Linked DNA regions of Homo sapiens: region 1 is linked to region 2. Evidence: chromatin loops called from intact Hi-C (ENCODE). Cell type or tissue: right lobe of liver. All regions are shown on one strand. Each heading gives the region's core, and the rest is flanking DNA. Links, peaks and the distances in the headings are about the cores only.

The links. Hi-C counts contacts between places; a loop is a spot of excess contacts. Peaks named below come from ENCODE experiments on the same cell type or tissue, not always from the same donor. Only the 100,000 strongest peaks of a DNase experiment are listed, where the experiment ranks them.
Region 1: a loop joins it to region 2, with 2.8 times the contacts of the local background. A loop is called at or near these places in 7 of 110 quality-filtered maps.

What each region holds. Positions count from the first base shown.
Region 1 is chr9:87,343,111-87,347,503 of GRCh38, reverse strand. No RefSeq gene overlaps it. Among named protein-coding and RNA genes, the nearest start is that of DAPK1, 150 kb to the left of the region's middle. In right lobe of liver, for the core only: no CTCF peak of the experiment used is centred there; no DNase peak of the experiment used is centred there.
Region 2 is chr9:87,394,133-87,398,525 of GRCh38, reverse strand. No RefSeq gene overlaps it. Among named protein-coding and RNA genes, the nearest start is that of DAPK1, 100 kb to the left of the region's middle. In right lobe of liver, for the core only: a CTCF peak has its summit at 2,338; a DNase peak (open chromatin) is centred at 2,245; H3K4me3 peaks cover 264 bases; H3K27ac peaks cover 658 bases.

The sequences.
Region 1 (4,393 bases), core at 90-4,089, 51 kb after region 2:
CACGGCCTTGATCTCCTGGACTCAAGTGACCCTCCCACCTCAACCTCCTGGGTAGCTGGGACTATAGATGCACACCAGCCTGGTACAATATCTTTGACATATAAAATATTCAGGCTCCTTTCTTCCAGGGATGGAACAATTTTGGTATTTCACAGAAGTCTCAGGCAAGGATATTCGATTTGTCCCTCAAACTCTGTAGACAATGTCCCCTCTGTGGGTATGTGGCTCTCCTGTATTTATTATCATCTGCTATTTCTCTTTTCTTTTTTCTCCTTCTCGGAGACATTCCCTCTACTTTCAAAAGTGAAGGCACAAAATCACTTCTCAAGTTGGGCCACTTAAAGCTGCTCCCAGCTGGAGAGCAATAACAGTATTTCTACCAACTGTGCTTAGCCACTCAATCCATATGTGAACATTCTAAGTACAGTGCACTATGGCAAGTTATATTATGGCTCATTCAATTCAACCATAGTGTTTTGTGTGCTTACTGTGTGCCAGGCACAGTGCAATGAAAGTGGGATGCAAAGAGGAATGAGATGCTATACCTGCCCTTACAGAGGTCAATTACTCAAATACCTCAAGGTACTCTGGTGATAGTAAGTGGGAAATGATACAACTGTTCCTGTGATTATTTATCAGGAGACTTAGTGAAATCACCTGGTGATGGATATTGAGAGATGGCTTTCCTCTGCCAACAGATGTACAAGTGTATACCTATATACACTTGCTTGTGTGTCCCTTGGAGCCCCAATGTGTCTTCCTTTTAAAAGTACACCAGAATAAGAGACAAGCTCAGAGAAAGGTAAACGCATAAATCTGCTCATGGAACCAGAATTTCTTACACATTTTCCTGGACCACTCTGGGTTTTATAATTTAAGAAGTTCTTTACAATGTTCTAGGTACTTAGCATGGCACAAAAGGGCACATTCTTTGCTCCCAATGCACTGCATACTACAATGTAGAGAAAACGGGAAACCTCTCAAACAAAGAGCCAGGAAGAGGCAGGAGCTGTGCTGGAGGAGCAGAGAAGTGGGAGGCAAGGCAACTGAGAGCCGGTACATTGTGCACCGTCTGGGGACATGCAGGAGGGGGAAGCAAGCCTGCAATTTTTTTTTTTTTTTGACTTTGGAAAAGGAATCAGGAGCTATTTCTTGGTTTGTGAGCTTTGCTATGGTTTCAGTTTGCCCTCAGAAGGTTGACAGTGTGGGTGGATGGCATTGTTTGGTTGTAAAGTGGGGCAGCAGTTGGTGAGTGGTTAATTTAAGAGTCACGCTCTGACAGAACAACCCATGTGTCCTTTCCCATATGCGTGGGGGAAAAGAGCCAGCACTGCATTCACTGTTGGAATTGACTCTGTGTAGCTGGGATTAGCAGCTCTGTTTTGCAGAACACAAAGATTTAGAGAGTTAAAGTAAATGCACCAAGGTAAAGCTGGGGACAGAGGTGCAATTTTAATTTAGTTTAGGCTGTGCATCTTCCACTGAAGAATTGTTTTGCTTTTATTTATTATTATTCTTTAATGCTAAAGAGAAGAGATTCAATGGTGTTCAGCTGAGGGGAGAAAGAGAGCATATTTGTGGCCCCCCCTGCACGGTCTGTGACTGGGTCCAAATTTCCCTGGGTCAGCTCCTTCCTGGAGCCACTCCTTTCTGCTGTGGCAACAAGGTCAGCAGGGTGACCCTTGTCCACTCACACCTGGGGCACAAGACTCCATGTTGGAGAACCTTCAAGATGGCGGCGAGTCACCTTGGTGACTGATAGGATGTAGGGCCCTTCTTGGAGGCTCTCCTCAGGCTAGGATAGGCTGTGCAAAGAAAATCCTGATTGGTCTAAAATGACTGTTATTTTGGGAACTATGCAGAGAGGTATATGACAATTACTGACTCAGACATTTTCAAAGTGGTGGGATTCTCTCTTCATGGTTTTGTTTGTTTGTTTGTTTTTAGACATAGGGTCTGGTTCTATTGTCTAGGCTGGAAGTACAGTGGTGTGATCATAGCTCACTTCCCCTCGAACTTCGGAGCTCAAGCGATACTACTGCCTTAGCCTCCCAAGTAGCTAGGACTACAGGAGCACACCACCATGCCCTACTAATTAAAAAAAAAAGTGTAGAGGTGGGGTCTTGCTGTGCTCCACAGGCTGGTCTCAAACTCTTGGGCTCAAGCAATCCTCCTACCTTGGCCTCCCAAAGTTCTGGAATTACAGGCATGAGCCACTGCATGCAGCCAGGATCCTCTTTTCAAGTTAATGGATGTGCTTTTCCCCCAGAGTCCCCATTACTATGTGCCCCCTTCCCACTGCTGCCTAATTTGAGAAACAGCTGGGGCATCCAATACCACCACTGCACAGAAAGATGAGGCCAGAGCCAGAGGGAAATGATGTTTTTCCCCTTAACTTTCATGTTTTCAAAGAAGAGGCTCTTAGAATGATATACAAAATAAAGAGGGCAACAGTCTTGTGCATCGTGGGCAACACAGTAGATTTGAGAGAACACAAATAATATGGGAACCAGGGTTTCCTCTTCTTCTTTCCACTAGGGGGAAAAAACCCCACAAAAACCAAACAAGCAAACTTCCTGGACAGAGAAGTGGAAAAGGAGAGAACTTCGTAAGGTCTGTAGGGAAAGCATGAGGCCCTAGTGAACCCTACGTATAGGAGTGCCATCAAAACTCAAAATCACCAGCCTCCCCCTCGAGCCAACATCGTCAATCACCAGCATCCATGTAGGAGCTAAGAAGCATCTGATAGCCACCTGTGTAGTGGAACAATGTGATCACACTTCCCATTGGCTTCTGGTGAGGACCGCATTTTGATAACGGTCACAACTTCACAGCTCATTTTGATATCTGTTCAGCAGGAATGTCACATGTTTGGACTCTGAGCCTTTTTAGTCCTCATTTGACTTAACCCAAGTGTAGAGTCTCTGCTTCCATTTTCCCCAGATGGAGAGTGGAGTCTGGGTCTAGACACCTAGAGAGGGCCATGGGGAAGGAAATAAGAGTCTCTGTCTTAGATTTGGATGGGCTGAGAGGGACCAACTGCAAAGGACATTAGGCTTTTCTCTCATCCCCTGTATCATCTTCCTCACATGAAGAAATTTCCACGGGTGCTTTCTAAGGAGCCACATTCCTCCAGGCACAAGAGTAGACAGACATCACGTTGCTGAGACATTGGCTCACCTGTTCCTGTTGCCCTCAGAGGGCCAGCAGAAATCTGTTGCTAAAGCTGGCTTTTGGCACTAGTGCTTCAACATTTTATGTGCTTAAAATTCCATCTGTGCATGTTCAGACATGACCAGAGTGCTTGTCATTTCTAGTTCAGCTCAGCCCTCCCAGGGCTTGGGCTTGGAAGAAGAAAGGTTTCCTCCCTCTCCCTCGTATACCTACTCTGCTTAGCAAGTAACTCCATCTGCCCCAGACTTGCAGCCTGGGACTTGTTGACAAACTTGGGCAGTTTCATTATTCCCACCCAGTACTTACTTGGAATAAGCCAGGAGCTGCTGGAGGAGCCCTGCTGGCTGCTGGATGAAGATGGAAGCCCTTTAGGGAATGGTGAGCTGGACCGGGTTATTGGTCACACAACCCAGGAAAGGAGTCACCGCTGGAGACTCCCTGGGAAGCCAGGACAAAATATCAGCTTCACTCATGTGAGCTGAGATCCTAAAATTCAAAGCACTGGATAACAAATGGAGGGGATGTATAGTGGGCTGGAGATGCACCACCCACATCCCCATTCACAGAGGACCTGCTGCCCGTGCTACTGGAGGTGATGTCGGCGGACAGTTCTCAGCTCTTGGTTCCTTCTGGGTGGCCTCAGCTACAGACAGCTGCCTTGCCCAAGAGCACACTCTTCCCTGTGTAGGGCAGCAAAATATTCCACACCCAATTATGCCATTTTGGCATAAGGATTATATTGAGCTGAAGACAGTGGAGAGGAAGCAGATACAAGAAAAGCTCTCTTCCCTTCTCCTATTTGGCTAAAAGCAGAATATAAATTTGTAAAGGTGTTTTCCTCTCCCTTTTACCGGGAAAGACAGAAATTAACCACCGAGACAAAACCTGTGTCAGTCCAGAGACGGCACCATGAGGGCTATCCAGAATTCAAGGATGGGAGCAGAGCTTGTTCTGGGCTTTGATTTAGGGAGAGAGGAGGCAAGGAGAAGGCATTCCGGGCAGGAGCCTGGCACAGATGGGGCAAGTGGTTAGTGAGGTGCTGATGAGGTTAGCAAGGGATGAAAAGCAGGTAGGGTTAAACCAAAGCTGGGCGAGGGGCCTCTTCGCGACCCTTCCCCACCCTGTGGCTGCTTTCTGTAACCACTGGCACTGTGTGCTCCAAATACTCTCATTCCTGCTCCTTTTCTGGTACCTTCTCGGAGTCTCAGCTGCTGCCATT
Region 2 (4,393 bases), core at 197-4,196:
AGTGAAAATTATACTAACATATTTAAAAAGTTGTCTGTGGATAGTGGTATCTTAAATGTATACTTTTCTATATTATTCAAATGATCCACAATAAACTAGAATGATTTTTTTCAATCAGGAAAAGACAGATTCAACATATAAAATTTTGAGTACTCCATGTATTTACATTGATATGTAAAAAACATGATCGGCAAACATACTGGAAGAAGATAAACCTGTAGGTTGGCAGTGGTTGTATCTGGATGAGAGATATATTGGTGATTTTCTTTTGCTTCTGTTTTTCTTTCTTTTCCAAGTATTCAGTGATGTGCACACTTTTCTTTTAAACTTTAAAAATATTTATTTTTTTAAAGATGGTGGCCTATCATGGTGGCTCATGCCTGTAGTCCCAGCACTTTGGGAGGCTGAGGCAGGAGGATCACTGGAACCCAGGAGGTGGAGGCTGCAGTGAGACATGATTTCACCACTGTACTCCAGTTTGGGTGACAGAGCAAGGCCTTATCACCCAAATAATAAACAAATGAAAATAAAATGAAGCTAATGTAGGTGACCCTGACCATGTATGCATATGGCTATAATTTTTTTTAAAGCTATTCTTTTACAAATTACAAGAACCAGCATGTATTCAACACCTCTTCTAAAGAGAACAACAATCCGTCAGGGCTGTTGTCATGTTGTTTAATATGTGCTTGCTTCTGAGGGCCTAAAGAGAGAACACTTTGGTTTTTTAATAGCCACAATTCGGGTATAGGATTCAGAACAGAATTCTGACCTCCTACTTTATAGGGGAAAATGCCCTTAAAGACATAGCCTCCGGGATGACCAGATCATTAATTTTAGTTTAGTAAGGTCATGGCAGAGAAAACAAGCAGTGAACTCCATTTTAATTTTAGTGTATTACCATTTCTTGAAGTTTTCTTTTGGGGAATAATGGTTTTTAAGGAGTTAATGAAAAAGGAATTCTGATCTTTGTTTCTAATTCATTTTCTCCATTCTCATTTGCATTTTATTTGTTGAAGTCCTTGCTAAGCTACATCTGAATGAAACAAGAATTCCCTGGGGATAGGGATATTTACTCCTTATTTACACATCTACTTGCTGATAGAAAGCTGCACAGAAGGAGGAAACTGAGAATTAATACGGTTGCACATTTGCATTCTGTATCTCAATAAACTTTTCTAGCTAAAGGCTATTTTGAGGCTGGGAGCCGTGGCTCATGCCTGTAATCCCAGCACTTTGGGAGGCTAAGGCGGGCAGATCACGAGGTCAGGAGATCGAGACCATCCTGGCTAACACGGTGAAACCCCGTCTCTACTGAAAACACAAAAAAATTAGCCGGGCGTGGTGGCGGGCGCCTGTAGTCCCGGCTGCTAGGGAGGCTGAGGCAGGAGAATGGCGTGAACCCGGGAGGCGGAGCTTGCAGTGAGCCGAGATGGCACCACTGTGCTCCCGCCTGGGCGACAGAGCAAGACTGTCTCAAAAAAAAAAAAAAAAAACAAAAAAAACTATTTTGAGGCCTGGTGCGGTGGCTCATGCCTGTAATCCCAGCACTGTGGGAGTCCGAGGTGGGTGGATCACTTGAGGTTAAGAGTTCAAGACCATCCTGGCCAACAGGGTGAAACCCCGTCTCTACTAAAAGTACAAAAATTAGCTGGGTGTGGTGGTGCACGCCTGTAATCCCAGCTACTCAGGAGGCTGAGGCAGGAGAATCACTTGAACCCAGAAGGCAGAGATTGCAGTGAGCCGAGATTGTGCCAGTGCACTGCAGCCTGGGTGATAAAGCAAGACTCTGTCTCAAAAATGAAAAAAGGAAAGAAATTAAAAGCTATTTTGAGTAATTTTTTGGTGGCTGAGGACTAGAAGCACAGAGTCACTTGAAACTTCCACATGACTGCCTTGCATGTCACTGGCTCCTTGAACCATTTTACTACCTTCATTTTCTTTGTTAATATCCCAGAAACATATTTTTCATAAATCAAACTCTCCTTTTCAGAAGCCCTAGGCATTTTCAAAGCTGTAGCAAAATCAACCTCAAGATCTAAAGCCATTCTCTGTATCATTCATTTACTGCAGCCACAACCCAGGCCGAGGGAAATCTCTTTCTTTAGCTAAAGAGGCACCATTACCTAAGCTTCCCTAAGGCTCTTGTGACATAAAATGACAGGACTTTTATGAAAATGTGTTCAGTTTTGCTGAAGCATTGCCTTTGGCTCTTTTAGTCGCTGCAGTTCTGTGTTTGTTCAGCTGGAGAGGTCAAATAATTTGTTCTTCCAGAAGTTAATCATTGATGACAAATTTGCTTGGCTAACACACGCACTCTTTGTCGCAGACTAGCGCGGGAGAGCGCAATTTGCCTTTGTAAAAATGCTCATATTCTTCAATGTACTTTTTCTCCTATTTCATACACTAGCTTCAGGCCACTAGCTTTTCTCATCACCTTCTCTGCATCATCTCCTTCTGTCGCCTCTGGTCACCCCCTTTCCTCCCTTGTCAGTTAAAGACACAGAACCTGCCTTCACCTGCCAGGGCACATCAGGACTCAAACATGGATCTCATGCTTGACCAGAGGTGGATTTTCTAAGGAAGCTTGGCTTCAGGGCCCCTTGCTTGCACGGGGTCGTAGCAGTGTGTTCACACGATCATGCATTGTAAAATGTACAAATGCCAGATATCCTAGCCTCTCTACACACAATTATTCTCTGTTACATTGTTGTAGGACTTTCTCCTTAGTTCAGCTAAAAACAGGGTCCTTGTCACACAACCATGAAAGATTAGCCTCACAGACCCTTTGAAGGGTGAGAAGAGCAGGGTTTATTGGGTGAAAAGGAAAAAAAGGGAAACAGTGACTTTCAGCAAAGCGAGAGTCCTGCTAGTAGACTTCCTGCCTCACAGATTGACTCCCAGGTACCACCTGGAATAGGAGAGGCCAGGCTCCTCTCTCCTGCAAATGGCACCAACTTCCTGAGGCTCCACCCCAGTGTACATTCTTCCCAGTGCCCAGGCTGGTTGGATGTTCTCCGGTGATCCCTTTATACTCAGCTGTCTCAACGTCTGCCCTAATATGGTTGGACTTCGAGAGGCTGTGGACATTTTGGGGAACCATCTAAAGGAAAGCTGAGTTGGGGACACATCTAATTTGGATTTAGTGGAACATGCTTACTTGGTTTGCACTCTGTTTGTGCCTGGCTACTGTTCAGTTATGGCTGGCTGTCTTCTTGGAGAAATGGCTCCCAGGAACACTTCCCCCACCTACTCCCCTGGCATAGAGACTTAAGAGACATGAAAGGGCAGACCCAAGCATCTCACTGAGGGATGAACATGCATATGATAGCTGGTACCCTAACTGTGTGAGAGGCAGGGGAGAGGCATCGTCTGAAAGCTATGGAGCCTGAAGCCAGTCTCTGGAAAACTCCTCCAAATGGTAAAACTTACGTGTGAGGGAAATTTGATAGAAGTTTTGCCAAATCTGAACACAATCCCAAGAAACTTACATGACATCATCAAAAGCGGTTGTGATACTGAAGGAATCGTCTACACTACTGACTAATTATTATTATTTTTTTTTGATATGGAGTCTTGCTCTGTTGCCCATGCTGGAGTGCAGTGGCACGATCTTGGCTCACTGCAATCTCCGCCTCCCAGGCTCAAGCGATTCTCCTGCCTCAGCCTCCCGAGTAGCTGGGATTACAGGCATGCCATCACGCCCAGCTGATTTTTGTATTTTTATTAGAGATGGGGTTTCACCATGTTGGCCAGTCTGGTCTTGAACTCCTATCTCAGATGATCCAGCTGCCTCAGCCTCCCAAAGTGTTGGGATTACAGGCGTGAGCCACTGCTCCCAGCCTGACTTAAAAATTTAATCAACCAGGCTAGATTAAAGATATTTACTCTTATGTTGTATATTATGAAATCTTTATCATATGAAGAGATGGTCAAAAAGTATGCAGCCAACAATGTAGGAAGGAAAATCTTATTAAGATGTGTCAGGATTTTAATTTTTATTTATTTTTACATGATATTCCCCTGTATTTTATGATGTTCATGATTTTTTTTGCCAGTGTTTAAAAATTTGTATTTCGTTATGACTTCTGATTTCCCTCACATCTTTACCCAATTTTGTATTCTTTTTTACAAAATGAAGCTTGAAGGTGAAATCATCTTCTTCATCTTTTTAGGCTACCGTATTACAGGGCAAAGACTTTTATACAATAATTCTTAACCCAGATACTGGTAACTAATACATTTGAGGCTGGAGAAAAGTCCATAAATATTGGAAACTGCTATTATGAATCTGCACTCAGCTTTTTCTAGTTTCTATAAAATAAGATTTCAGCTTAGAGGACATCCATTCCCACATGCTAGAACAACACTCAAAAATCTCTAAAAATATAAA